2 separate regions of the Homo sapiens genome follow, and region 2 is linked to region 1. A link is an interaction called in ENCODE POLR2A ChIA-PET data of the cell type or tissue named here. Cell type or tissue: HepG2. All regions are shown on one strand. Each heading gives the region's core, and the rest is flanking DNA. Links, peaks and the distances in the headings are about the cores only.

The links. Peaks named below come from ENCODE experiments on the same cell type or tissue, not always from the same donor. Only the 100,000 strongest peaks of a DNase experiment are listed, where the experiment ranks them.
Region 2: POLR2A ChIA-PET joins it to region 1 with 27 read pairs; 2 of 35 experiments call an interaction of 5 or more read pairs at or near these places.

The regions. Positions count from the first base shown.
Region 1 is chr22:33,531,731-33,547,173 of GRCh38, reverse strand. The region is part of intron 6 of LARGE1 (LARGE xylosyl- and glucuronyltransferase 1); the gene reads left to right. Among named protein-coding and RNA genes, the nearest start is that of MIR4764, 100 kb to the right of the region's middle. RefSeq lists a silencer at 2,184-2,384. In HepG2, for the core only: no CTCF peak of the experiment used is centred there; DNase peaks (open chromatin) are centred at 4,813 and 6,843.
Region 2 is chr22:33,328,906-33,344,348 of GRCh38, reverse strand. It overlaps LARGE1 (LARGE xylosyl- and glucuronyltransferase 1), which reads left to right. Exons shown (of 15, transcript NM_133642.5): 10 at 6,548-6,703. Among named protein-coding and RNA genes, the nearest start is that of MIR4764, 100 kb to the left of the region's middle. In HepG2, for the core only: no CTCF peak of the experiment used is centred there; a DNase peak (open chromatin) is centred at 8,358.

The DNA.
Region 1 (15,443 bases), core at 2,669-10,668:
GGTTAGGGACTGCTGTACATACAGTTTAGGTATCATACATACATACATTAGCTTCTTTCATCTTCACAAAAGACCTGGCATATAACAGTTCAGTCCACATCTTAGAAGAGAAAAAAAAATGCTTAAAAAGGTTAAATAATACTAAATACTAAAATCTTCTAACTGGCAAGTGGCAGAGCCAAGATTACAACCATCTCCACTATTACGAGTTGATTTATTCCACAGGTTTTGAAGCACTGTTCCTCATCAATCTCTAAATCAGTACCGAGTTTGTAAGAATGGATAAGATGGGCCAGGTGCGGTGGTTCACGCCTGTAATCCCAGCACTTTGGGAGGCCAAGGTGGGCGGATAACCTGAGGTCAGGAGTTTGAGACCAGCCTGGCCACCGTTGTGAAACCCCATCTCTACTAAAAATACAAAAATTAGTCAGATATGGTGGCATGCACCTGTAGTCCCAGCTACTTGGGAGGCTGAGGCTGAGAATTTCTTGAACACAGGAGGCATAGGTTGCAGTGAGCTGAGATTGCACCATTGCACTCCCGCCTGGGTGACAGAGTGAGACTGTGTCTCAAAAAAAATAAAAAATTTAAAAAAAGAATGGATAAGATGGTTCACCTGCCTTCATGGAGGTCCTGTTCTGAGAATTCCGAAGGGCAGTCAAAGATAAAGGACTATGGTGAGAGAAAAGGGGGCATGTGCCAAACATAATGGTGTTGCCATGGAGACAGTCATTAATTTCGGAACCTGGGAAAGACATCCCCCATAACCTAAGAGAAATCGGTCCTTGTTGATTGGCTGGAGATCTCCACCTGGGAAAAGGGGAACAAATAGGCCATTCCAAACAAAAGGCACAGAATGGACCAAAGGCAGGAAGGCATGATAAAGCGTGGTGTGTTCCCTATGTCAGTTGCATTCCCTAAGGAATCAGGTGGTTGGTGAGATCGGAGGGTTTGGGAAGGTGATGGCAGATCGAAAAGTAGGTAGGAGCTAGGTCATGAAGGATTTAGCGTGCTGTGCCATGCCAAGGAGTTTGGCCTTTTCTGGAAGGCACTGAAAATCCACTGACAGTCTCATAAGGAGAAGACTGACCAGGTCATACTAATCAGTCCTCAGTGTAGAAAGGTGAGTGTGCGCTTGTCAGAGAAATGGTTTGGAGGAACCAAAACCGAGCATCCAATTAGGAAGCCATGTCAATAATTCATGTAAGGAATGATCATGGCCTGAACTAAGGCAGAGGTTGAGCACAACAGCAGAATCAAATGCTATTAAAGGGTTAAAATGGGTGTCCAGGGCACCTGCCATGGCTCACGCCTGTAATCCAAGCACGTCGGGAGGCCAAGGCTGGTGGATCCCTTGAGCTCAGGAGTTCGAAACCAGCCTGGGCAACATGGCGAAACCCTGTCCATACAAACATATAAAAATTAGCTGGGTGTTGGCTGGGCGCAGGGGCTCATGCCTGTAATCCTAGCACTTTGGGAAGCCGAGGCAGACAGATCACTTGAGGTAAGAAGTTCGAGACCAGCCTGGCCAACATGGCAAAACCCCATATCTGCAAAAAATACAATTAGCCAGGCATGGTGGTATGTGCCTGTAGTCCCAGCTACTTGGAAGGCTGAGGCAGGAGAATCTCTTGAACCCAGGAGGTGGAGGTTGCAGTGAGCTGAGATCGTGCCACTGCACTCCAGCCTGGGCAACAGAGCGAGACTCCAACTCAGAAGAAATTGTGTGTGTGTGTGTGTGTGTGTGTGTGTGTTAGCTGGGTGTAGTGGTGCACACCTGTAGTCCCAGCTACTTGGGAGGCTGAGTTGAACACAGGAGGCTGCGGCTGCAGTGAGCTGAGATCATACCACTGCCCTCCAGCCTAGGCAACAGAATGAGACCCTGTCTCTAAAAAAAAAAAAAAAAAAAGAAAAGGAAAGACATAGGTGTTCTGGTCAGGTGTAGTACAAAAGAAAAAAGATTTGTACATGACCTACTTTCCCAGTTTGCAGATTAAGTAGGGAATACAAAAGGAAGCGCAGATTTAGAGTGAGAGAATGAATTCGTCTCTTCTATGTCTGTGATTTTTCTTTTTGTTGTTGTGGTTTTGATGTTTCACTATAACACGTGCTTCCTCATGATATACTGTGTTTGTGTTCTACTGTGGTAGTTGTGGTGTTCTGCCTGCTCAGCATACGTTTCTTCCTTCCAGTAACATCAGCAGAATGACTGTTTTTCTGTTGAACACCATATCTCTCCTTGCTTGTTTCAGTTGGTTTTTAGTGTGTTTGAGGGGTGTTGATCTCATCCCTGGCTGAAGGGATAAGGACATGACTCAGTCCTGGCCAGCTGCAAGACCACAGACATCTCCCTGGCTATAGGGATTGGTTTAGGGCAGATTTGTGACCCAAGCTGAACCAATCAGAACTAGTAAGCATTACGCCAAGGCTTTTTGCTAGTGCTGTTGGGAAAGGTACTCGTTGTTGTTGTTGTTGTTGTGGTTGTTGTTTTGAGACAGGGTCTTGCTCTGTTTGCCCAGGCTGGACTGCAGCGGTGTGATCTCAGCTCACTGCAACCTCCACCTCCAGGGTTCAAGTGATTCTCCTTCAGCCTCCCAAGTAGCTGGGATTACAGGCGTACCACTACACCCAGCTAATTTTTGTAATTTTAGTAGAGATGGAGTTTCACCATGTTGGCCAGGCAGGTCTCAAACTCCTTACCTCAGGGGATCTGCCCGCCTCAGCCTCCCAAAGTGCTGGGATTACAGGCGTGAGCCACCGCACCTGGTAGAAAGGTACTCTTTCCACTCTATTTGCTAAACTGTGATGAGGCAAAGCTGGAACCACCATTTGTCATTTTGACACCGCCAGGAGTTTCCAAGACCACCCCTAAATTCACTGGTTTGCTAGGAGGACTCACAAGACTCAGTGTATGTCATACTCACAGATATGATTTATTACAGCAAAAAGATATAAGGCAGAATCCACAAAGGAAAAAGGCTCATGGGGTGAAGTCCAGAGGAAACCAGGCTCAAACTTCAAGAGTCCTCCCCCAGTGGAGTCACGCAGGACATGCCAATTCCCCCAACAATACGTTGTGACAACACACATGAAATGTTGCCCAAAAGGGAATCTCATGAGAGACTCAGCACCCAGGATTTTTATTGGGGGCTGGTTATGTGGACATTCTCTAGGACATACCAAAATTCTAGACTCCCAGAAGGAAAGCAGGTGTTTATGGTAAACCATTTTGTTTGCACAGTTTAGACACAGTGAGCTCTTAGAGAATAGCAGGAAGCTTCCCAAAACCCCAGTTCTCAGATGCCAGCCAAGGGCCAGTCTTGCAAGCAGTTCATCGTTCTAAGGACAGCAGTGTCAAGCCTGCCGTGTTACCTCTTTCCTAGACAGTCAGTTTGTCTGAGAGGGCAAACAGATCTGAGAGCTTGAAAAGAGAAGACAGATTTTAGATTACATTGTGTTGGAGTCTCTAGTTCCAGCCATGCCTGAAGCAAAATTTCTCTTTTTAAAAACTGCTTAAGTCTCAGTAAAGTCTCTGTCACTTGCGACCTTAAGAAGCATGCTGGCTGACAGAACCCATGCTAAGTAAATAAAATGTTTTCTTCTGACTTCTTTTCCACTTACTACCATCATTGTTTCCCTTCTTAAATTGTCAGAGCCTCCTTATTGACAGGGCCTTTACCCCCATAGCCTAGCATAGTACCCAGCTTATCATAGGCATTTGTAAACTTTTGATGCGTGGATGAGTTTTCTGTAGCCGTTTAGAGGATTAATCTGTTTAGATGGAAAAGGTGGTATCTGCAGCCTATTTATCCATGAAAGTGACCTAAATTAAAATTCTGACCAAGCTGAATTATCTCTTTGATCTTCCCTTTTACAAATTCCTCTTCACTGAGAAATTGGCCACCGCTCTTATTAAGTAGTACTACTTGGGCTCACCATCCTGGGCCTTTTTTTTTTTCTTTTTTTCTTTTTTGGCCTAATTAACTGTGTCACCATTCAAGCCAATTAGGTGTGTGCCTTACTGGGAGATCAATTAAAAAATAAATTAGTGTCAAAGTGGAAAGGGATGTGTCGAAAGATAAATTTTCTTTCCAGTCTTGTACAGAAGCAGCGGGAAACAGAGCATTTTGTAGCTTTACTTACATGCACACATGTAGGAAAGAAGGACTGGAAGGGATCTTAGAGGTCATGAGTTAGCTCAGTGCCTTTTGTTGCAAAGGTCAAGAAGGTTCTAAGGTCTTTGACTTGGATGATGCAATTTCAAGAGAACTTCGCTTGGACAGAAGTCTGTGTTTCATCTTTACTAGCTGTAGGCGAGTCCCTCTACCTTTCTGATCCTAAGCTATCTGTTCAGTAAGTGCTTCACTGAGTGACTATAGAAAGCATGAATGATTAGTAAAATAAATGGATTTGAGTAGGTGGGCCCAGTGTCTCTTTCAGGTCTATGGATCTGATGCAAATTCACACTGTCAGGGGCAAAGCCAGAACCATATAAAAGCGGGCATCTTTGGTACCTCTCTTGTCCTCATACCCTACATTTATCTTCCAGTAAGTCCTGCTGGCTGTGCCTTCAAGGTTCTATATACCTATCCAAGCCTACTAGATACTAAAATATTAGTTATTGAATAAACAAAATTAGGTCTCTGGCCTCTGGGCTCTTTGGATTCTACGATATATTTTTCTCCCTTCTGTTCCTTTAAAGGAGCAAATAAGAGGGACCCTGAAGTCACCAAGGGGACTTGAGTCACTGAGTTTATATCCGGCATGAAACACTGTCCAAGGCAGGAATGGAGACACAGAGTGAGGAAGAATGACGAAATCTGCCCCAAACAGGGTTCCCATGAGAGTTCAACTAATGAACAGTGACCTGCTGGCTCAGCCCAGGGAGAATCTCAAAACATAACATTTGGCTTCCAAATCATGCTAGATTGTAGTCTATATCTCTGGAGACAGATCTGGTAGCAGTTACAATGGAAGTGGGCTTTTATTCTTTTTTTTTTTTTTTTTTTTTGAGACAGAGTTTTGCTCTTGTTGCTCAGGCTGGAGTGCAGTGGTGCGATCTCGGCTCAATGCAACCTCTACCTCCTTGGTTCAAGGGTTTCTCCTGCCTCAGCCTCCTGAGTAGCTGGGATTCCAGGCAGCCGCCACCACACCCAGCTAATTTTTGTATTTTAGTAGAGATGGGGTTTCACCATGTTGGCCAGGCTGTTCTCCAACTCTTGACCTCAGGTGATCCACCCGCCTCAGCCTTCCAAAGTGCTGGGATTATAGACATGAGCCACTGCACCCAGCCTTGAATAGCTCTTAATGTTTCTCATAGACACGTACAGTAGGGGCTCAACCCCAAATGTTTGTTTCCTTGACTTAAGATTTTAGAGATACCCTGATATCCCATGACATCAGCACTGCCTTTTTTTTTTTTTTTTAATTTTTGGAAAGAAAATGTGTTTTCCTTGTAGAACAGTAAGACGATGACTCCAGACAGGATGAGGGCAGTCAGCACAAAAAGACCCTCTGGGCCTCATTGTAATAGTGAAGGAAAAAACAAGAATTGACTAGACCTTTTCAAGAATGGATTGCTCTGCTGGAGGCATCATTAAGGTTCTCCAGACTGATCCACTTTATACATGTGTGTCATGAATAAAACAATGCATGTCCGTATCAGCACAAAGGTAAAGAATGAAACTCAATTGTGTATATTTCTACTACCTACAGTCAGCTATTGTTAATATTTCAGATGCTTTTCTGTGCATATAGGATGGATTCTTTTATAAAATTGGGATCATAATATAATCCTGTTTGTATACCAGTCTTTTTCGTCTTAACTTTGCATCACAACCATTTTTCTTTGTTATGCTAAAACATAAAAGTCAAAAAGTCGGCTTGCCCTGTGTTCAAGTCCCAGCCCCGGCTCCGTAATCTTGGTGATCCAATTAACCTCTCCCTGCCATATTTTCTTTTTTTTTTTTTTTCTTTTTTTCCCCCACTTTTTTTGAGACAGGGTCTTGCTCTATAGCCCAGGCTGGAGTGCAGTGGCACAATCACGGCTCACTACAGCCTCAATCTCTTGGGCTTGGGTGATTCTCCCCCTGCAACCCGCCCCCCGCCCCCCCCCCCCCGCAACCCACCACCCCAGCCACCATGAGTAGCTGTAACTACAGGTGTGCACCACCACACCTGGCTAATTTTTATATTTTTTTTTAATAGAGATGGGGTTTTGCCACGTTGCCCAAGCTGGTCTTGAACTCCTGTGCTCAAGCAATCCGCCTACCTCCGCCTCTCAAAGTGCTGGGATTACTGGTGTGAGCCGCTGTGCCCGTCTGCCATACTTTATAGGAAAACTGGGCACCTTCTCTTCTCTGAGTGCAGTTGTTGTCAACACTGCCTTTAAGTTATAATCATCTGGGGAGCACGTGAAGAATAATGATGCCCAGGTCTACCCCATATCAGCCAAGTCAGAACCTCTGGTATGGGCAGTGGCCTGCCGTATTTTTGAAAGCTCCCTACATAATGCTGAAGTGTGGCCAGGGTTGAGATTCACTGCCCTAAGGTTGCTATCCCAGGATCTGCTGGCTACTGCAACAAAAGAGACACTGTGTCTTGGTTGTTTTGCCATGGGGGCAGTGGGGCAGGGTACTGTTTGGGAGGAGTGTTTGGAGACGGGATTAAAATCCTGGCACTTGTCCCTCCCAGGGAAAAGGGTCATCCTGTTTATTTTGTGTCAAGAGCTCAAACAGTGATCAAAATCCAATCCAACATCATAAATACCAGAAAAGGTCAGGGCTGGGCTGGTCATAGGATCAAGCACACACAGCCGAGCTGAGGTTGGCACTTAGTCAACTCCAAACTCTTCACTAGCAAACAGCACAGGGGGGGACTTGGCAAGGCCCGGCCTCTTGGCGCCCCAGTCACAGAATGGAGGTTCACATGGCTCTGTTGTTTTTGTCGAAGGAGGAGAAATGCCATTTTCTCAGCAGTCCTTCTCCTTGACTCATTAGTGTAGTTGGCAATGTGGTTACTTTTTAACTTCTCTGCAAATATTCATAGAAAGAGAAGGGGAGTAGAAGGCAGGAGCTGTTAATGTACACCAAGCTCCTATTTTTTGCAGGCCTCCACAGGGTAAAAGGGACTGGCCCCCGTGCACCAGGCCACTGCCAGTGGTGCAGATGAAGGACCTGAGCCCCCACAGGCATCTGAGGTCACATGGTCAGTAGAGCTGGGAATTTTATCCCGGGTCAGAAGAACTTCAAAGCCCATATTTTGTCTTATTACTACACATCTTAAGAGATTAGAGGGCCGGGTGCAGTGGCTCACACCTGTAATCCCAGCGCTTTGGGAGGGCAAGGCAGGTGGATCATTTGAGCCTAGGAATTTGAGACCAGCCTGGGCAACATAGCAAGACCTCTTCTCTACAAAAAAATACAAAAATTAGCCAGGTGGGTGTGGTCCCAGCTACTTGGTAGGCTGAGGTGGGAGGATCACCTGAACCTGGAAAATTTGAGGCTGCAGTGAGCTGTGATCGTGTCACTGCACTCCAGTATAGGTAGTGGAGCGAGACCCTGTCTCAAAAAAAAAAAAAAAAGTTTGGAGGATTTAATTAGATCATTTCTAGATATTCTGATCTTGATTGTGACAATCTAAAGGAAATTGCATTGTAGGCTATTTAAGGAACTTTCCACATAAGTTTGTCAAGCCAGCCTAGCTAATAGAACAGGATATGTTTGAGCAAGTTATTTACCCCATTGGGCCTATGTGGAATCCCACTGGCTCCTTTAATAAAAGAACATCCAGTCCTCAGGGTTGGTGATAAGATGAGTGTGAAGTGCGGATGCCCATGGGCATGGGGAATTTATTTACCAGTTCTTTTATTAAAAGAGCTGGCAGGATTCTGTTACCAGGACTTGCCTTTTTTTTTTTCTTTTAATCAGAAAATTTTGACAAAGAATCTATGAAGTGCAGATGTAGGGCCAACCATACTTTTCACACTTTTTTGATTGTATCCTACAGTCAGAAATACATTTTTCATCACAATCCAAAAGACATATGTGTGTATGTATGTTTATACAGGCATATATACACACATATATGCAGATGAGCAATTAAAACAATATTTTCGTAAAACAATACTTGACCTTACTATGTTCAGTGAATTTTTATATTTCTTTTCTAATCTATTTAATGTATTTTAATTTTTAAAATGCTTGCTCAGATCCACTGAATTATTTTCACAACCTTCAAATGTGTTACAAACCCTAGTTTCAAAAACACTGGACTGGAAGATATCCTAAAATGCCTTTTAACTCTGTATTAAGCATTCTGAAATTCAGCAAACTTGCCAGCAATCAGAGAGGAGATCAGAAGCTCATTTTCTAGAACCCATTTGCTGGAAGGGGCAGTGAGTAATCTCTTGTAGACGGCTTCCTTGTCCTCCAGTGGCCTTCCCCTTCATTGAGTTACTTTGTGTGGCCGTGCCAAGCATGGTGGCTGCCACGTGGTGGGGGGAGCCTTACATCTCATTTTCCTTACTTCCCAGGCAGGTGCCCTGTTTTATTTATCTCTGTATTCCAAGCATCTAGTAAGGCTCAACACTGGGCTCAGTAAATTGATGGGGAAACAAAATAAAAAATGTGGCTCCATTTTCGTTTTTCATTAACCTTCAGGGAAGATTGCACAATGTACCTTCGTAATGCTATTCATTTTTTAACTAGCTTCAATTCAGCTCAGAAATATGTATGGAAATATGCCTACTATGTGCCAGGTAATGTTGGACACAGAAGACACTAAAGAATGCGCAAGAAAGAGAAGTGATTCTTGCTCTGAAGGAAATCCTGTGTAAATGGAGAAGGGGAAGAAAAAAGCAAAAATAACTACAAAGTAATATGGCCATTGCTTGTGCAGAGAGTTTCCAAAAGCATGGTGCAGGCATAGTTGAAGGAGAGTTACTTCCACTTGGGGTAGGTGAGGTTGAGGGGAAGCACTAGAGCTGGGCTTTGAAGACTAGGCAGCAGTTTGTGAGGGTCCAAATAGCAGGGAATTCCAGGCAAAAACAGCACCTTGGAAAAGGCATGGAGGCATGATCCTGCAGGAGCTGTTTGAGGCACCATGACCTGTGGATGTGGATAAAGCTGAGAGTTCACCGGAAGCAGGCCTGCAAGGGGTTGGGCACTCTGCCTCAGAGACATAGGACTTAGGTTGGAATCGCAGGTCCTCCTCTTTCTACCTGTGATAGGCTGGATAATGGCCCCCAAAGACATCCTCAGCCTAATCCATGCACTAGAACCTGTAAAAAAGTACCCTGTATAGGGCCAGGCATGGTGGCTCACGCCCGTAATCCCAGCACTTTGGGAGGCCGAGGCGGGTGGATCACGAGGTCAGGAGTTTGAGACCAGCCTGGCCAGTATAGTGAAACCCTGTCTCTACTAAAAAATCCAAAAAAAAATTTTGCTGGGCATGGTGGCATGTGCCTGTAGTCCCGGCTACTTGGGAGGCTGAGGGAGGAGACTTGCTTGAACCCAGGAGGTGGAGGTTGGAATGAACCGAGACTGCGCCATTGCACTCCAGCCTGGGTGACAGACAAGCCTCCGTCTTAAAAAAACAAATAAACAAATAAACCCTGTATAGCAAAAGGGACTTTACATAAGCGATTAAGTTAATGGTCTTGAGATGGAGGGAGTATCCTGGACTATACAGGTGACCCCCAAATAGAATGAGTGTTCTTGGAAGAGGGAGGTGGAGGAAGATTTGGCTGCAGAGAGAAGAAGCGATATAATGATAGAAGCAGAGATTGGAGTGATGTACTTGGAAGATGGAGTTAAGGGCCACAAGCCAAGGAATACAGACAGCCACTGGAAGCTGGAAACAGCAGGGAATCGAATTCTCCCCAGAGCCTCCGCAGGGAACCAGCCCTGCCAACATCTTGACTTTAACCTGCTAAGACTGATTTCAGGCTTTCTGACCTCCAGAACTGTCAGAGAACAAACGTGTGATTTCAAGCCACGTCATTTGTAGTGAAATGTGGTACAGAAGGAATAGGAAAACTGACACACTTCTTTAAATGGCCTTTCACTGGGCGCGGTGGCTCACGCCTGTAATCCCAGCCCTTTGGGAGGCCGAGGCAGGCAGATAACCTGAGGTCAGGAGTCTGAGACCAGCCTGACCAGCATGGTGAAACCCCATCTCTACTAAAAATACAAAATTAGCCAGGCGTGGTGGCGCATGCCTGTAATCCTAGCTACTCAGGAGGCTGAGGCAGGAAAATCGCTTGAACCCGGGAGGCAGAGGTTGTAGTGAGCTGAGATTGCACCATCGCACTCCGGCCTGGGCAACAAGAGTGAAACTCTGTCTCAAAAAATAAGTAAATAAATAAATAAAATAAATGGCCTTTCAACTTTATTCCACCTCTGTAAGCCTCAGTTTCCTCATGTGTGAAAACGGGGATAGATGGGAGTCATCATGCCTGACGTGGCAGCCTCATCGGGTAAACCTCCTTCTGGTAAGGACGGTGTACGTGTCCTGAAACATGGGCCTTAGCCCACTCTGTGACGCATCATAAGGCCAAATTTATTCATGAAAGTAGATAAAGATGAAACAGGAGAGATAATTATGTTTTATTGAAAATGCTTGTTGACTTGTCTTTGTTTCTGGCAAAGCTACAAGTGTGGAGTGGAAAGTGCCTTATCTGTCTGGTTTATCACTCTCTCCTCAGTGCATAGCAGGGTGCTCAGCACGTTAAGCCTTCTGTAATTAATTGATAACTGATTAAATGCGTGCTCTGTTGTATTTGGAGATCCCAAATCATGAAACATACAGAAGGCCATTTGTAGAGAGAGATTACAGGAAGGGAGGCCAATGTGACCACCACAGTAATCTTCATGAGAGATGATTTTTCATATCTACTTAAAATCCTTCATGTTGCACTTTTCTGCTCATGCCCTTTCGTTCTGTTCTCAGAGCAAGAGAACAGCTGCAGATTGTCCTCAAATAGTCTCGTCTCTACCATTAATTTGTTCTCCAGCCTTCTCTTTCCAAACAAAATGACCCAAATTATTTTGGCTTTCCCTTGTTCAGAGTGCCGTATTGTAATGCCCTGCAGATGTTGCAAGAGGATGGCCCAGAGGACAAAGTGGGCTTGCACATGTGTTTTAAGTGACCATGCGGACTTTTTTGTTTCATGCGAATTATAAAACATGGCAACTTGAACACATGAGCTCATTTCCATGGTCTCTCAAAGTCCACCAAGATGGCAGGAAAGGAATAAAAGAAGGCGTAGTTCACAAGGACTAAGGTACTGGAAGAGGAGAATACAGACAAGGGTTGCCGGCAAATTTCAGGAGTGAAAATACAGATGGGACGGGGGAACCGACATCACAGATCAGCGATCCCACCGGGCAACAAGGCAAGGAGTGGGCTGATTGACTTTGCTGATCCCAGACAGGGCTCAGCCGTGAGAGGTTCCAGGTATTCCCAAATGCCACATGGAATGGATCCCCAGCCCTATGAGGGGGTTGGTCAATAGTTTGTATAAGAAATAGTTAGAACCCCTACCTCTTCTCCAGTTTATACAGCCAGGGAGATATTCCTCTTTGGTCCCTGCATATTGCTGCATTTTTTTTCTTTTTTTTTTTCTTTTGTTTTTGGAGTTTTACTCTCATCACCCAGGTTGGAGTACAGTAGTGCGATCTCAGCTCACTGCTTCCTCCACCTCCCGGGTTCAAGCGATTCTCCTGTCTCAGCCTCCCAAGTAGCTGGGATTACAGGCGCCTGCCACCACATCCAGCAAATTTTCGTATTTTTAGTAGAGACAGGTTTTGCCATGTTGGCCGGGCTGATCTCAAACTCCTGACCTCCGGAGATCCACCCACCTCGGCCTCCCAAAGTGCTGGGATTACAGGCATGAGCCACCGCGCCTGGCCTGCTGGAGGTTTTCTCTTGGACCCACAGCATCAGCGTGGCTCCGGACACACGCACTTCATTGTGCACAGATAGGGTTGCAGCAGGGTGCTGGAGTGAAACCAAGGAGATGAACAGAAGGCGTACGCCCTGACGGGGGAGGCCCCTCAGCCCCTCCTCTACTCAGAAGTCAGAAGGCTTGAGGCCAGTTTTCTGTCCTCCAGACAAGAGATTGTATGATTCCTCTTTGGGGAAACAGCCCAGCCCAAGATTGTGATAATGATGCTTGGGATATGCCAAGTGCTCATGTAAAGTCGTATTAAGTTATTACTCTCGGCTTCAACCCACCCTACTGGACCCTGCTCTGAGATGGTGGGGATGGGACTCTGCATTTCAGCACTGCCAGTATCTTTTGGGGGTTTTACAGATGGAGCGCCATGGGAAGACTGAGTCCAGAGGGGAAGAAGAGACTTGCTCCTGCCTGTCTGCTTCCTGTTTTTTGTAAAAATCAGCCCAGCATTGCAACCTCACCTGGTTGTGTTGTTGATTCTAGTTGTAGTCCATCCTCTCCCCAAACCCAGAACCAGCACTGGGGCAGCCCCGCCTCGGAGGCCTGGGTCCCAGCACTGTGGGGCTCCAAATTCTAATAATCCACACTCTTTCTGTGTTACCCCAGCCCTAGGATTGCAGTTGACACTTGCAGTCGCCATTTGTGTGACAGGTCAGCATTCCCCCTTTGCTCTTACATTTCCCATGCCTGGCTAGCAGCTCTTTATGAAGGTTCCGCTAGCTGGGGTTTCTTGACTGGACCCTCACTCGTGGATGCAGTAGAAGTCAGTGAGTGACTTCATCCCTCTTTTTTTTTTTGTCTGTTTGTTTTTGAGACAGAGTCTTGCTCTGTCGCCCAGGTTGGAGTGCAGTGGCGTGTTCTCCGCTCACTGCAAGCTCCGCCTCCTGGGTTCACACCATTCTCCTGCCTCAGCCTCCCGAGTAGCTGGGACTACAGGTGCCCACCACCACGCCCGGCTAATTTTTTGTATTTTTAGTAGAGACAGGGTTTCACCGTGCTGGCCAGGATGGTCTCGATCTCCTGACCTCGTGATCCGCCTGCCTCGGCCTCCCAAAGTGCTGGGATTACAGGCGTGAGCCACCACGCCCGGCTGACTTCATCCCTCTTTAGTGAAGGCCTGCAGTCAAGAAGCCCACCCACACACTCAAAGCTGCCCACCTACTTTTAATGCCTCACTCATCCGCATTATGAAGAGTCAGTAAACATTGGAGGAAAAGCTCTAATAAAAAAGTCAGGTTAGTTTTGACAAAATGAAAAAAAAAATAAAGAAATGGATAGGAAACAGTCAAGGCAGAGAAGAGCGGAAAACGTCCAAAAAAAAAAAACCTGAAATTAATGTCCTAAGAAAGATGAAACAGCTATTTCACCCATCAAATATGAACAAGATCCTACATTTTTTTTAAAAAAGGCAGCTTTGAAAAACAAGGAAGAGCTTTAGGAAATTAAAAGCATGAGTGTTGACATTTTTAAAAATGGGTCAAAAATTAGAAGATGAAGTGGGGCAGTTTACCATCTAGGTTCTTTTAGATGACTTTAGACTCATGAGAAATAAACACAAACATACATTTATTGAGTGCAGTTGCTGGGCTAACGTTTCCCGACTTGATATTAGCCCATTTATTACTGGTAAAAATCCACAAAGTCGGGGCATTTTACATCTGTTGGATTAAACAACTAAGGCTGAGGGAGCCCTGCCTGATTTTGCAGCTTCTATTAGCCTCATCGCCTCGAGAAAGAGAACTGTATGCCAATCGAGGCAGCCTGCCGCAAAGTTTCCAAGGGGCCGTATGGGGAGACAGCATCTTCATTGTCTAGCTAATTGAAAAAAGGAAGGTGCTCGAATGGAACCCAGCTGATATGAATAGTCTCAAGTGAGGACTCGGTCTTTCAGGCATGGACAGGGCCACCCAGCAGCTGACGACGTTAATAAAATTGTCAGGCAGCTATTAGAATAGCTTAAAATTATTCAATTTTTATAGGTACCTAAAAAAGCCGAACAACACTTGTCTTTGCTCATAAAATGAACATCTGTTAGCTCCCGGAAGACTGGTACCCATTGTTAGTGGCTGGCCCTTTGTATGTCACTCAGCCCAGGATGCTCATAATTTAGCTTGGGTTTTACTCCCTTCTTTAACATGGGCCCTGCAGTAGACATGCATATACTTGATGTTTCTTTTTTCTCAATTTTGTTTTTACTTTTCTCATTCCTTCCACTGAAAGACCATGAAATCAAACATTTGGATTCAACACGCACCACTTTGAGCTGTAACCTACCACGTGTCTTGCTCTGTACTGGCCCTTTGGGGCACTAGCTCATGCTCTCAGTGGCCATTTCAAGTAAACGACTAACTGGACATCATCGATGAGCAGGTTCCAGGGCCGTTGCGCCTAACACTACTTGGCACTCACAAAGGAATGAACACATTCTTGGTGTATGTATAGGGGAAATGGATCTTAGGGCTGAATTCTTGCTTGCATTCTGACAAATCAGCACAGTCTGAATGTTACGTCTTAGAAATGTCAACAGAAGGACCCAAGAAGCCTAAAACTTTAAGCATGGATGATGATGATAAGAATAATTTGCAAGCAAGAACTATGCCACCTCTCACCCTGAGTTGGTGACAGCCAGCCTCTGTTAGCCTTAGTTTTTATATCTGTAAAGTGGGGATGAAAATCTCTGCCTTAGAGTGTTGGTGTCTGGATCATTTGAGATAATGTATGTGAAATATATGGATTAGTGTCTGGCACAGAGTTGGGGTTCAGGAAATGGCTGTTCTTTAGTCTCCCCCTTGTCAGGGCTTGCACATCTAGAGATTTCCCTGCTGCAGGTACAGACCCAACCTAGATCCTGTGGGGACAGAAACAAGTATAAAACAGAACATTTTTCCTCAAGAAGCTTTCTGTATCACACGTAGCCTCCAAAAATTTCTCAAAGGTGGTTAGAACAGGTGTTTTAGGTGGGGAGGAAATAAAACGTTAAAAGAAATTCTGAAGCCCAAGATTTCTTTGTACAAGGAAACAAAAGTTGGGAGAGATTATTAGAGTTAGCAAGTGGTGGGAATGAAATAAGGGATAGATTTGGTCCTCTTCATCCCTGTTCTATTCATCCATTTATTTAGCAAGTGTTAATTAAATGCTCACTCTGTGCTAGGCACATCAGAGTGGTGCACCACTACGGCATCTAAGTTGATTGCAAAAATGTACTAAAACAGCTTTCTAGATCATCTAGGCACTCCTGAGGCTTCAGGCGCCTCCTTGCAATCCCCACCTTGCAGGCATGCAGTGTCTGTTGCATGGAACCATTGGAAGGAAGCTCACCCGGCAAGATAATCTTCTCTTGTTCCGGGCAGCCTGAGCAAACCTTGCATCCTAAACCATTCTTTCTAACTTCCTCTCCCTTCTTTGAGTTTGGTCCTTGAGACCCTACAGCTGAGGCTGATTGGTTGTACTGTGACAGTCCTTCAGGTAATTGAAGTCTACTATC
Region 2 (15,443 bases), core at 3,650-11,649, 200 kb after region 1:
CTTGTGTGTATCTCTGCATTCACAGCCCCCAGATCAGTGTCTGGCACAAAATCAGTGCTCATCTTACTATCTGTTGAATAAATAAATGAGATATAATAGAAAGAAAATCATTTCTGAGTGTGATGGTTAAAACTGAGTGTCAACTTGATTGGATTGAAGGATACAGAGTATTGATCCCAGGTGTGTCTGTGAGGGTATTGCCAAAAGAGATTAACATTTGAGTCAGTGGGCTGGAGAAGGCAAATCCACCCTTAATCTGGTGGGCAACATCTAATCAGCTGCCAGCAAATATAAAGCAGGCAGAAAAATGTGAAAAGGAGAGACTGGCCTAGCCTCCCAGCCCACCTCTTTCTCCCGTGCTGGATGCTTCCTGCCCTCAAACATCAGACTCAGTTTTGGGACTTGGACTGGCTCTCTTTGCTCCTCAGCTTGCAGACAGCCTATTGTGGGACCTTGTGATCGTGTAAGTTAAGACTTAATAAACTCCTTTATATATCTACCCTATTAGTTCCGTCCCTCTAGAGAACCCTGACTAATATACTGAGCAAGACAGATCTGATTTTGTTTTAAGCTTGAGCATGTACTCACTTAGTGACCCTGGGCTAGTCTGAGGCTCAGACTCATCCTCTGTAAAATGAAGATAATAATAGAAATCACCATACCAGGTTGTTTTGATTGAATGTGATCCCACAATCACATTCATGAATTTTGAGGGAGAGTGGGAGACAGTCCATTACATCTACTAAGCTATTCAACCCCTGCAGGAGAGAGTAAGGACAGTAGGGGGCTACTGAGGAAACGTGAGAGCTATTTTGTTTCCTCTATAATCCCATGATCACATTCAATGTAGAGAAGTAAATAATAGGTATTATGTATTTAATATCATATATATATATGGATACATACATACATAAAAAACCCTGGCCTGGCCGGATGCAGATGCTCAAAGTGCTGTAATCCTAGCCGTTTGGGAGGCTGAGGCAGGAGGCTCACTTCAGTTTAGGAGTTTGAGACCAGCCTGGACAACATAGTGAGACCTAAGCTCTACAAAAAATAAACAAAATTAGCTGGACATGGTGGTGTGTGCCTGTAGTCCCAGCCACTCAGGGGAAGGATCACTTGAGTCTGGGAGATTGAGGCTGCAGTGAGCCCAGATTGCACCACTGTACTCCAGCCTGGGTGATACAGCATAGACCCTGTCTCTAAAACAACAAACAAACAAACAAACAAAAAACACCAGCCTAATGTCTAGCATATAATGGGTATTGAATACATGGTAGCTATTTAGGTTGGTGCAAAAGTAATTGCAGTTTTTGCAATTTTTAATGGCGAAAACCGCAAGTACTTTTTGTACCAAACTAAATATTATTTATTTAGATCCTAGCACAAGGTAATGGAGTATTCTATGTCCTGATGATTAAAAACTCAGGTGCAAAATGTAAACCTGAATATACCTTAACAGATTTTTGGATGGGCTTGCCGATCAGAGGGAGCTGGATGGGAAAGCACTCTTCAGAACCGCCTTTGCTTGCCTAAGACCTCGCCATCCACTCCCCCATCTTCCTTCTTATGTAACACCAGCACTTGCCTGTAGTGAATACACAAACTAGACAGATGCAGAGCGGGATGAGGCTTGATGAGCTAACAGACGGCTTGCGGTGGGTTGTGGGGCACCAGGAGACCTGGGTCCTAGTCCCAACCCTGACTTGGCACAGACTCACCATGTGATGTTGGGCAGACTCATTTCTCTGTAAATTTCACTCTCCTCATCTGTAAAATGCTCAGCCCTTTAGGACTAGATATAATAGTAGTTAAGAACCTCAGGTTTGGGCTTCAGAGTTGACTTCCAGTCTCAGCACTGCAACTTACCAGCTGTGAGATACAGGCAAGTCACATACCATCTCCATAAAGTGGACAGTGGGATTCAAATGGGCTTGTTTGGAGGATTTAATGAGACCATGTCTCTTAAGTACCTGGCAGATTTGTGCACAATCCATTAAGCTTTGTTTGCGGGGTCCATAGGCCAGCCCTTCTTTTCACTTAGTTTAAGTTTCTCCCTGTTGAAGAAGCTTAACATTTCCTCAGTCAGATCCACATCCATCAACCTTCCTGCTGGCTCAGCACTTGGCAAGCACCGGAATCATTCGCAAAGACGACACGATCCCCCCACTGGGTGTGAGTGACACCAGCCCACATGCAATTATTTTAATGCATGGCCCAGGATCTTATGCCCAGATCAAATGTGTTCTCAGGGGAGAGTCTTCCCTCTCCTACCCTTCAAAAGGCACAAGAAGAAAAGCACATATTGCACACTCATACGTCCCTGAAATGTAAGCCTCATCGAATAGTTTCATCCCTGCCAGCCGTCTCTACTCTCCTGAATGCGGAGTGCTTGCTTTCTGACTGATGGCGGCAGGAAGGAGAAAGGAGGGCAGAACTCCTTCCCTGCCCCATCTTTGAGAGGGTAGGAAACCCACACTTATGGAACCACTCTAACATGGAAGCACTGAGCTAGGCATTTGTTTAACCCTCTTACCTACTTGCTGATCCCCACCTTGCACTTGAGGAAACAGGTTCCAAGAAGAGAAACGAGTTGTTCAAGGACACACACAGCTAAGTAAAGAGCATAGCTGGAATTCAGACCTCGGCTGGTCTGAGGTTCATAGTTCTTACTCTGGCTACTGTATCATTCGTTGTTGGTTATGGGAGTTCGTGGGGATGTGGTTTGGACCAAATAGGTTTCCCCATAATTCACTGTGCCATGAGAGAGAAAACTGGTCTTCTAGAGCAGTATTTATCCAGCCAACTTCAATGGGTATTGCTATTGCACATTGCCAAAATAGAGGACAGAGGGAGCTGGGTCTTCCAGTCCTCTCTTCAGATGGCAGGCTCTGGACCCTGCTGCAGACTCTCATAGATGGAACCCAACCAAAGGAGGGAAACAAGAAGTGACTGAGCTGTGGATACCCAGTTCCTTCCCTCAGTGTCGTAGTCCAGTCTGGCTGCTTGATGTTTATTTCTCAGTTTCTGGAGGCTGGGAAGTCCAAGGTTAGGGCGCTGGCAGATTTGGTGTCTGGTGAGGGCATGCCTTTCGGTTCATAGTCAGCACCTTTTCCATCTGTCTTCACATGGTGGAAGCAAGCAAGGGAGCACTTTGGGGTGTCTTTTCTAAGGGCGCTAATCCACTCACGAGGGTTCTTCCCTTGTGACCTAATGACTTCTCGAAGATCCCACCTCCTAATGTCATCACCTTGGCGATTAGGCTTTCCACATGTGAATTTTGTGGGGGAATGGGAGATAGTCCATTACATTTGATATACTGTTCAACCCCCACAGGAGGAGAGAGTAAAGGTAGTAGGGGGCTATTGAGGGAAAAGCTATTTCATTTCCTCTATAATCAGACAAAGCATGAAACAGAATGTTTTAAAAGCTTGGCTTCTGTCCTCCACAGTGTATAGGAAAGAATGTGGGCTTGGGAATCAGACATGCTTGTGTTTGAAGCCTAGCTCCCATGTTTACCAGCAAGGTGGCCATAGGCAAGTCACTTCTTCACTGTTTCTTCCCCTTTACGATTGCATGCCTTGCTAGGGTCATTGTGAGGACTAAAAGAAGCCAATGAATGTAAAACTGCTGGTGAAGTGTTCAACCCATGGGTGAGCCCCCCAGGAGAAGGCTCCCAGTCAAGGGCATGAGCAGTGGCCACTCAGTACAGGCTTCCCTTTCCCGTCACAGGTGTCCCATGGAGGGTTCTCTGGGGACTGTGCTCAGGTATTCATGCCGTTGCACTGGGCTGAGCCTTGCCTTGGTGTCTGCCAAGGAGCATTGAGAATATGATCATATATGACCAGGGCCACCTCACAGTGCAGTCCTCATGGGGTCTTTCCCTGGCTTAGCTGTTTTTGATGGTGTGTGATTTCCCTCACCTGGACTCAACCTGTCCCCTTGGACCCTCTGCCTCCACCCATCATTCAGGGTTCAGCTTATGTGGCTCAACTGTGAGAGGCCATCTGATTGGCCCAGCCATCAGTCTCCTGGGTCCCTGTGTGCTGATCTCAGACACAGTGCAAGCCCAGTGAGTAGTTAAGCAGGTGGACTCTGGAACCAGGCTTCAGAGGTTCCAAGCCTACTTTTCTGTGACCACAGGCAAATTACAGAGTCTTTCTGTGCCTCTACTTCCCCATCTGTAAAATGGAGTTAATAATCATGCTGCCCCATAGGCCTGTTGTGCGTATTAAATAAACTAATACAAATTATGTCTTGCTGATCATGGTTATTCTATAGTAATAATGAATCATTTTTAATACTAACAATGAATGCCACCAGATATTAATAATAAATTAAGGTGCTTTCTTAGAATAAATTTTAGTACTATTAAATATTCTAGGCCAGGCGTGGTAGCTCACACCTGTAATCCCAGAACTTTGGGAGGCCAAGGTGGGAGGATCACTTGAGCCCAGGAGTTTGAGACCAGCCTGGGCAACATGGCAAAACCCCATCTCTACAAAATACAAAAACTTAGCTGTGCATAGTGGCATGTGCCTGGTCCCAGCTATTCAGAGGGCTGAGGTGGGAGGATCACCTGAGCCCAGGAGGTCAAGGCTGCAGTGAGCCAAGAGTGCACTTTGTTATGACCATGTCATAAACAAATAAATATTTTATAAATATTTTATTGCTTTTCCCAGATTTTTTTTTCTTGTGCATATCTTGTCTCTCCAATCAAACTGTCTACAAGGCCTTCTGTCTCGGCTGGAAGTTACAGCGGACTCTTAACCATCATCCTAGGCTCTAGTTTTGCATCTCCCATCCTGCGACTTGCATCTTCTTCATTATGAATAGAGTGATCTTTCTGAAACCTAGAGTTACGGATGTTCCTCCTGCTGAAAATCTGCAGTACCTACAGTCTGAGTGCTGACCATGGGCCTCTCAGGTCCAGGGCATGACCCCACGACGCCACTACCAACATTTTTCCGCCCCTTGTGCGGAAAGACCCCATATCTTTCCGCCCCTTGTGCTCCAGCTAGAGCACTTGAGTTCTCATGCTCCAAATGAGCCACCCCACCCCAACACAACACATCTTCCCTCTGTCCCAGGCCCTGTCTCCCTCAAGCTCCAGCACAAGCATCTTCTTCTTTGATGCTTCTCTGATCATTCTTCAGCTCTCATTTCTTCTTCTTCTTTTTTTTTTTTTTTTTTTATTTTTTGAGACGGAGTCTCGCTTTGTTGCCCAGGCTGGAGTGCAGTGGTGCAATCTCGGCCCACCGCAACCTCCACCTCCTGGGTTCAGGTGATTCTCTTGCCTCAGCCTCCTGAGTAGCTGGGATTACAAGCACCTGCCACCACGCCCAGCTAATTTTTATATTTTTGGTGGAGACAGGGTTTCACCATGTTGGCCAGGCTGGTCTTGAACTCCTGACCTCAGGTGATCTGCCCACCTCAGCCTCCCAAAGTGCTGGCATTACAGGCATGAGCCACCGCACCCGGCCTCTCATTTATTCTTGATCGTCTCTCCATTATCACATTCAAATTACCTGTTTGTGGACACTTTTCCCCAACTGACCATGAGTGTGCCAAGGGAGGGACCCAGTGTCCTATGTCTCTGGCTGCTTCCCAGCCCTCTATACTCTAGGCACTCAGTAGTCAGAACCAGCATCTACTGAGCACTTACCATGTGCTAGGCATTATTTACATGCTTTATAGGCATGAACTTGTTTATTTTTCAAAAAAGCTTTATGAGACAGTGTATCATTCAACGTCCTAGCTGGAGGCAGAAACCACAGCAATTATTTGAACAGAGAATTTAATCTTTAAAAATAGTTATAAGGCATAAAGTGTTCACTTGGTACAGGAAGCACTACCCTAGAGCTGAAGAAATAGGAGGAGGAGGTAGGAATGATTAAAACCTGGGGCCAGGACCCAGACCTCTAGGATGGCATCACCAACCGATTCCAGAGGCAGCATCACTGGGCCGAGAAGTAGGGACAGCGAAGCGTGTTCTGAGTGTGGGAAAAACTGCAGAATGGATGTAGCTGCTGCTAAAGGAAGGAGGTGCCACTGCTGGGCTGAAAAAATGGGACTAGGGTGATGCCCACAGGGACAGGAAGCAACAGGAGGAGCAAGCGCCTTTCTCCCCTTCCAGACCCTTCATGTCCCAGTCATGCTCCCTCTGGGTGGCACCTACAGGCAGCAGGTGGCCAAGCAGAATTAGGGTTTGTAGAGTCGTGGCCTAAGCATCACATCTTAGGGCTGAGAGATGACAATGTAATAACTGGCACAGATTATTCCCATTTCACAGATGAGGAAACTGAGGCACAGAGATTCAGTCACTTGTGTGAGATTAAAGGACTACCTAGAGCAGAGGCAGGGTTTGATCCCAGGTGACCTGGCCCCCGAGCCCCTACCCTTAACCACTCTGCCAAAATGTTGAATGAGCGAATGAGCAGACCCTCAAATAATGCTTAGCCCAGTGCTGAGCCATGGCTTCCTACAGGTGTGAGGGATCCCCACCCCACCCCTGCCATACCTGACCACTTCCTTATCTCCCTGCCAGGTCATTCACTGGAACTCCCCCAAGAAGCTCCGGGTGAAGAACAAGCATGTGGAGTTTTTTCGCAACCTCTACCTGACCTTCCTGGAGTATGACGGCAATCTTCTGAGGCGGGAACTGTTTGGCTGCCCCAGTGAGGCTGATGTCAACAGTGAAAACGTAAGTGGCTCGCAAGGCTGGGCAGGGAAGGGGCGGCTTCTCTGCTCATCCATCAAGGACCTCCCCCATGCCAGGCTCTATGTCAGGCTCATGGCAGGACCTAGGTGAACACAACGCCATCGGTGCCCAGGGTCCACCATCTAGTCGGGGAGAGAGGTACATCAGCGGGTCCTTTGCATGCTCATCATTGTGGATGCAGACAGGGTATGTTTGGTCCAGACGAGGTGAAGTCAGAAGTGAGTTTCCAAGCAGAGGAAACAGAATGAACAAAACCACCAGTGAAAGGAAAGATCAAGTGTCTCTCATAGCCAGGAAACACCAATGTTTTTGTGGACATGATACCCACATGGGAGACCCTGGATTCAGTGTAGTCAGTGCATGGGGAAACACAAAAAGAGCTTTTCACAAGTAACTGGCTCCTTTAGGGTGAGCATGGGTGAAGACAGTGTTAGGTAGGTACTAAGTCACCGCCATAGCTACAGTCTACTATAGCTATTCCTGTTTCTCTGTCTCTTCACCACTTATAATTTGTTCATATGCTGTATCTCATTTGATGTTCATAGAAACCCACTTTTTTTTTTTTTTTTGACAGAGTTTCACTCTGTCACCCAGGCTGGAGTGCAGTGGCGTGATCTTGGCTCACTGCAACCTCTGCCTCCCGGGTTCAAGCGATTCTCCCGCCTCAGCCTCCCAAGTAATTGGGATTACAGGCATGCACCACCACACCCGGCTAATTTTTTGTATTTTTAGTAGAGATGGGGTTTCACCGTGTTAGCCAGGATGGTCTCGATCTCCTGACCTCGTGATCCGCCTGCCTTGGCCTCCCAAAGTGCTGGAATTACAGGTGTGAGCCACCGCGCCCGGCCAGAACCGACTTTTTAGAGTTGAGTAAGTTGAGGCACAGAGAGATTAGGCAGGTTGCCCATGGCCCCACAGGAAACAAGGAGCAACGTTGAGACTGGTTGTGAGTTTCTTAGGATATAGAGAAGAGGCACTTTAACAGAAAAAGCAGGGCATGGGGAGTCAGGCTGACCTGGGTTTGGCTTTAATTCCTTCCAGTTACTACCTGTGTGATCTCAGATAAGTGACTCAACCTCTGTGCTTCATTTTCTTCAACTGTCAAATGGAGAATAAAAACTTTTGTGGGGCCAGGCGCGGTGGCTCACACCTGTAATCTCAGCACTTTAGGAGGCTGAGGCAGGCGGATCACTTGAGGTCAGGAGTTTAAGACAAGCCTGGCTAACATGGTGAAACCCCATCTCTACTAAAAATACAAAAATTACCAGGCATGGTGGCAGGCACCTATAATCCCAGCTACTCGGGAGGCTGAGGTAGGAGAATTGCTTGAACCCGGGAGGCGGAGGTTACAGTGAGCCGAGATCATGCCACTACACTCAAGCCTGGGCAACAAAGTGAGACTCTCTCAAAAACAACAACAATAACAACAAACTTACATGGGATGTTTTGACAGTAGCTGAAAAGTTGCATGCAAAGCACCTAGCTTGGTGTTGGCCCTGTGTTACATGCATAGTCAATATTTGCACTCTGCTCTTTCCTTGACCCTTAGTATTAGACACAGAAGTACCTGGTTCATTCCTTTAGGCAGCAAACATTTACTGAGGACCTTCTACTTATTCTGCACACTAAGTATTCGTAGATGAAAAAGGACTTTGGTTCCTGATCTCATGATGTTTATATTCTGGTGGAGGAGACACAGTTAATAACTAAACTCGCAGAAAACAATGATCAGCCAGTGGCAACTGCTACATAGCAATATATTAGTGAGCAGCTCCACTGGTTTAAGGATTTCTATGAGGAGGTGACGTTTAGTCTGAAACCTAAATGACATGAATGAGCCTCCCAGAGAAGAGCAAAGGGAGCACGTTCCAGGTAGAGGAAGTAGCTGGTGCAAAGGCCCTGAGGCAGGACAGGTTCGGGGTGTGGAACAGAAGGATGGCCAGTGTGCCTAGGAGCTAGTGGGGAGGGAGGGCTCAGGTAGGCAGGAGCCAGATTGGTAGGAGGTTGTATGTTGGATTTCAGATTCAGAATTTTGATTTATTGTTGTTGCTGCTGTTTTTATAGTTATTTTTTATAGTTATTTTGGATGTAGTGAGAATTCTTTTAGGCTCCCAATGGCAGGGAAGGGCACCTGTGGAAGGACCAGAGGCATGTACTCGCCTGGCCTTTTATCAGGATGACCCTGGTCACAGTGCGCCCCTGCTCTCTGTGACTGGGTCCCCAAGTCACAGTGGATCGCCACTGGCTCTGGCCCTTCTCCCCATCACCCTAGAGGCCTTCTCAGCATCTGCCCTCCTTCGCATCTAGTGATAAAGGAAAGAAAACCATTAAGCACTGGAACTCTTTCAGATTCTGGGAAGCACTTAGAGGCTCAACAAACACTGTTCTTTCAGTTTTTCCTTCAGTTCTCTTTGCTCACATCAGTATGTATCATCATCAAGATTTGAGTGCCCATTCGGCACATTTTTGCAAACGTTAAATGGAAACTGTTCTCCTACCTCGTTTATTTCCCCCCTCCATGGAGAAGGCTCCCATAAAAAGCCTTGCAGGATGAAGCCGTCAGTTAATCATTTGTATCAGTGCATTCCCATGCCATGCTGCTGCTCAGTGTTATAAGAAATGAGACTCCTTTTATGAGTGACTCACCAGCTTTTCCTACCATCTCCTTCCCCTGGGGGGATCGGCGAGGTGAAGAAGTCGTCGGTGGTCTTTCTCGGAATCCGTGACCATACTTATTTGCTCAGGAAGAATGCGTGAATGCTGGCCATCTGCCAGGAGCCGTGTAGCTCACGGGGGTTGAACTTAGAGACTGAGCCCACCCCTGTATGTAAGTGGCCTGAAGCTTAACAGCTCTTAGAGATGCCAACAGGAAGGGCCGTCTGGGCCCAGGAGGCCCATGAATGAGAAAGCAGCCTGCTCTAAGCAGTCACCATGGCTGTCATCCCAGTCTCTCTCCCCTCTCTCCCTTGACCACTATGCATGGGCCACATCCACCTCCTTTCTGTGCTTTCTACATTCTGGGCTCACCATAGGGCTTTCGTGCTTGCTATTCCCACTGGCGGGAACACCCTGACCCTCTGTGTTTAAATGTCTCAGCTGTGACATCACAGAAACTTTGCAATCCCCTACCCCCACACAAAGTAATCCATTAAGTCACTGTCTATGACATGCCCTGTTTCTTTTTGTTTGGTGTTTTTTTTTTTTGTTTTTTTTTTTTTGAGACAGAGTCTTGCTCTGTCGCCAGGCTAGAGTGCAGTGGCGCGATCTCAGCTCACTGTAACCTCCGCCTCTCCGGTTCAAGCAATTCTGCTTCAGCTTCCTGAGTAGCCAGGGCTACAGGTGCACACCACCATGCCCAGCTAATTTTTGTATTTTTAGTAGACACAGGGTTTCACCATGTTGGCCAGGATGGTCTTGATCATGATCACCTTTCATGATCCACCTGCCTCGGCCTCCCAAAGTGCTGGGATTACAGGCATGAGCCACCGCGCCTGGCTTTTTTTTTGAGACGGAATCTCGCACTGTCGCCCCAGCTGGAGTGCAGTGCCGCGATCTCGGCTCATGGCAACCTCTCCCTCCCAGATTCAAGCAATTCTTCTTGGCTCAGCCTCCCAAGTAGCTGGAATCAGAGGTGCCTGCCACCATACCCGGCTAACTTTTTTTGTATTTTTAGTAGAGACAGGTTTTCGCTGTGTCGGCCAGGCTGGTCTCGAACTCCTGACCTCAGGTGATCCACCCACCTCAGCCTCCCAAAGTGCTGGGATTACAGGCATGAGCCACTGCACCCAGCCCCTGTTTTCTTTTTGTCAGAGCATCTACTCCTGTTTACAATTACCTGGTTCATATGTTCGTTTCCTACATTTTTTCATAAATGTAATACCAAAACATAAGACTCTTAAAGACTTTGTACTGTTCACCTCTGAGGTTCTCCGTCCTAACATAGGATAGAACCAAGCACATAATAAGCACCTAATAAATATTTATTGAGTGAATGTACTAAGTAAATTTAAGAAGTAAGAATGAATTACCACCAAGTAAAGGGAAGAGCAGATGAAGAAGTGAACTGTTAAAAGAGAACATGCTGGAAGTTCATGTACCAGAGCACAGGCATGTTGGGGGCATGGCTAGGAACAAAGCTGACCAGGAGGCGCCCTGACTGTGCTGAGAAGCTTGGAGTTTCTCCTCAGGGCAGTGAGGAGCCACTGAAGGGTTTTGGTGATGGGCAGATTTATATTAGAGAAAAATCACTCAAGGTAGAGGATGAAATGAAAAAGACAAAACTGGAGGGACCACTTAAAGGACATTGCCCCGGCCCAGCACAGTGGCTCACGCCTGTAATCCCAGCATTTTGGGAGGCTGAGGTGGGCGGATCATGAGGTCAGGAGATCGAGACCATCCTGGCTAACACGGTGAAACCCTGTCTCTCTAAAAATACAAAAAAATAGCCGAGCTTGGTGGTGGGCGCCTGTAGTGGGCGCCTGTAGTCCCAGCTACTCAGGAGGCTGAGGCAGGAGAATGGCATGAACCCGGGAGGCAGAGCTTGCAGTGAGCCGAGATCACGCCACTGCACTCCAGCCTGGGTGACAGAGTGAGACTCCGTCCAAAAAAAAAAAAGGACATTGCCCCATCCCAGGCAAAAACATGATGGATGGGGCTCTGATCTCTAGGACAGTTGCGGTGGGAATGGAGAGAGCAGATGGATTGTTTTGTGGGTACTAAGAACATGAGAGTAGGTGCAGCTAGCACTCATAAGTCAAGACAAGCAGGTTCCTGTACACTGCTCCAGCCCTGTTCCTCTGCTGGCTGGGGCTGGGGCTGGGGCTGGAGCTGGGGCAAAGAGAGAGTCTGTAAACATTGCACTCCTGAACCACAGCTCTGTAGGGAGTTTACCACCTGGTCTTCCGCAGCGCGTCAAGTGTTATCTGCAGACACAACCAGAGGGAAAGGGTATGATCTTGGATCCAGCCCAAAGCCTATGCTCCCAGCTCTGTGGGAAGAGGTCATTAGAGCTGTGATAAGTGCACAGATGGTGGTGAGTCTGAAAGAAACCAAGTCAGGAACCTCTTCTTTGGACTTGAGATCCTAGATGGGAGCAGGCTCTGATGGCAGTGTCTAAGTGACTTAAGACTCCTTTCATCCACTGTATTAGTCCATTTTCACGCTGCTGATAAAGACATACCTGAGACTGGGTAATTTATAAAGGAAAGAGGTTTAATTGACTCACAGTTCCACATGGCTGGGGAGGCCTCACAATCATGGCGGAAGAGCAAGGGACGTCTTACACAGTGGCAGGCAAGAGAGAGAATGAGAACCAAGTGAAAGGGGTTTCCCCTTATAAAACCATCAGATCTCATGAGACTTATTCACTATCATGAGACCAGTATAGGGGGAACCTGCCCCCATGATTCAGTTAACTCCCACTGTGTCCCTCCCACAACATGTAGCAATTATGGGAGCTACAATTCAAGATGAGATTTGGGTGGGGACACAGCCAAACCATATCATCCACCCAGCTGATAATTCAGGTAGTCGCCAGACACAGGGCTAGTGTTCTAGCAGGCAGCATTGCAGATTAAAGCTCGGCTCTTGCAGTCACTGTTGAGTGAGGGTTACAGACAAGCAGAGGATTATTAAGTAGTGCGGTTAGTGCCAAAATAGTGGTAGTGCTTTGAGAGCACACGGGAAGGGCATTTTACACAACTAGGGAGAGAAGGTGCATCGAGGAAGACTTCCTGGAGGAGGTGAGATTTAAAGGTTGAATAAGTAGGAGTGAAGGAGTCTGAAGGGTAAACTTGGTGGGTGGGAGGGAGCAACATGAGCACTGGAGACCAGGAGCCAACACAAGCATGATCACTCGAGGACCTGCTGGGAGTTGAGAGTCAAATGAAGTCAGTGTGAGAACTATAAAAATGGCTGCACAGGCCAGGTGCGGTGGCTCACGCCGGTAATCCCAGCACTTTGGGAGGCCGAGGCGGGCAGATCACCTGAGGTCAGGAGTTCAAGACCAGCCTGGCTAACATGGCGAAACCCCGTCTCTACTAAAAGTACAAAAAGTAGCTGGGCATGGTGGCACATGTCTGTAATCCCAGGTACTCGGGAGGCTGAGACAGGAGAATCGCTTGAACCTGGGAGGCAGAGGATGCAGTGAGCCGAAATCATGCCATTGCACTCCAGCCTGGGCAACAAGAGCAAGACTCCGTCAAAAAAAAAAAAAAAAGATAAGAAGAGAAAGAGAGAGAGAAAGAAAGAAAAGAAAGAGCTGCACAAGTTAATTTTTGCATTATTTTAACTTTTTCACTGGGAAATTGATAATGACAACAAGAGTATGAGCTCTCTGGTAATCTGAATCGCTCATTTAATAGACACATGACCTCAGAGAAGTCACCTAAATGCTCTGAGCCTTGGGTTTACCATCTGAGAAATGGGTACATGACACCATTGCCATGGGGTTTTATGAACAATTGAAGGCCAAAAAAGAAGGACTTGGCACCAGGAACACAGTGTGCCTTGGGATGAGTTTCTTCACAGACCCCAATGCCTGACCCATGTGATCATAATCCACTGTTCCACACATAGGCTTTAGGTTTTATTAGCAACTCTGGTAAAAAGACGTAGCAGAGAAGGGAACCTGTAGAGTCTCTGAGAAATCTGTCTGTAAAGCATGTGAGAGGGTGTCACATTTGCTCTAAGTCAAACAATCCCCAGTATCCCCACTGATTCGGAAATTCAGGGTAGGAAGAAGAGGCTATTTGGTTTGCCTTGCTGCCAAAATAAAAATAAGGACATCCAGTCAGGGATGTAATTCTTCATCAAGGAGCCAAGATGTGAGGGGCAGAGCGCCATTTCAGAGCCACTGGTTGGGCTGCTTGCTCTAGGACAAGACAGTTTGATTTGCAAGAGAACAGGCTCCCCCAGTGCTATGGAATGACAGTAGCTAATTGGTCACAGCCACTTGTCTCTCATAGTTTGGGCATCTCTCCCTGGAACTTGTAAATTCTTTATGTAGTGCAGTAAGCATTTGGTATGCATTGGTTATTATGAGTTGATTGATTGACATAGGGATGGAGGTTAGAATTCTATACCTTAGCATTTCTCTCCCTTTTCCTCAACAACCCAGCCCCTCAAGAATATCCAAGAAATGGCAGGGTGCGGTAGCTCATGCCTATAATCCTTGCACTTTTGGAGGCAGAGGCACAAGGATTGTTTGAGCCCAGAAGTTTAAGGTTGAAGTGAGCTATGATCGATCCGCTATACTCCAGCCTGTGTGATGGAGTAAAACCCAGTCCCTAAAATTAAATTAAATTAAATTAAATTTATAAAAGAATATCCAAGAAACCCCAGGACTCTTCCAGAACATAGTTGGATAATCAGAGCTATTCTCTACCGTTTTTTCTATTCAGAATCCTTCCACAGTATCCCTAATAGGCTTGCATCTGGCTTCTGCTGAAATTCTCCCAAAGACAGAGAGCCACCTTCCAAGGCAGCTTACTCTGCTATTGGAAAGCTCCAGATGCTAAATTGTTCTACCTCATGTTGGGCTGAAATATTCCCTTCTGTAAAGAACCCACTGATCTGAGCCCTGTCCTCTGGAGTCTAGGTTTTGTTGGGTTTTTTTTTGTTGTTCTGTTTTTTTAATGAAACATAAGGAAATAAGGATCCTTCCACCTCCCTAGTACCTGACAGCCCAGAAGATAGCATAGAAAGTTTCCATTCAGTTTGCTATTTAGAAACATGCAATGCTCCCTAAGTATTGTATTTGTAGGGTGATGCTTTATCATCAAGAGGGTCTTGCTCCACCTAAGGGAATTTCCAACTAAAGGAACCTCATCTTTTTAAATGCAAAAACCATTAAAATAGATGGGTTTTAACCAATTTGGACAGGAAACTTGCTGCTAAAGTGTATGCCGTTCCTTTAGTAAGCAAACACTAAACTCAGTTTAGTATTAAACTAAGTTTACAATATTTGATGACTGTGGTTACATTGAAAAGGCTGGAGGAGGTGGAGGGGGTTGTCCAGAGGAGGAAAGATACTGTTTAACCTGGCAGGAAATGGCCCCAGACTGTTCACTGCTTATTCTGTGGATTCCTTTCTGACAGCTGTCACTTTCTGCTTATCAGCTTCAGAACAACCCTTTCTGGGCTCGCCTCCTTGTTCCTTCTTTCCAAGGCAGCCAACGCCCCCTTCCCCCCACAAAAAAAAAACCCACAAAGGTATTTAATTTAGAAAGACTGATGGTAAAAGAATGATCTGTTGTTATGTTAAAAGCTAGATTATGAAACATACCAAACATCCACAAACTACAAAAAAAAAATACACTGGACACCAATGAATTTTTGAATGTATATGGAATTGTAAGTCAACAGCCAGTGTCTCCAACCCCTGCCCACAGCAGACATCACTAATTGATGACTGCATTATTCACCTATGCCCAGCTTCTTTATCCTCCTCAAAACAGCACTCTGAGTAATCAGTATTGGTCTCCTAGCCTCCTAGTGATAGCAGGGAACCAAAGCCTGCTGGGTATCCCTACGATAGGTATTAGTCATTCTGGTCTCTCCTGCATGAGCACAGCTCTTTGTGCTGTTCTAAGACCTTTCTCTGCTTGCCTCTAGCTTTTGGGAATTGGAAATTTTCTACAGGGAAAGAAAGAGAAAGGGAAATACAACTTTAATCTTCACCACAAAGAGTGGGAGTCATTATGAGTCACATTTCACAGATAAG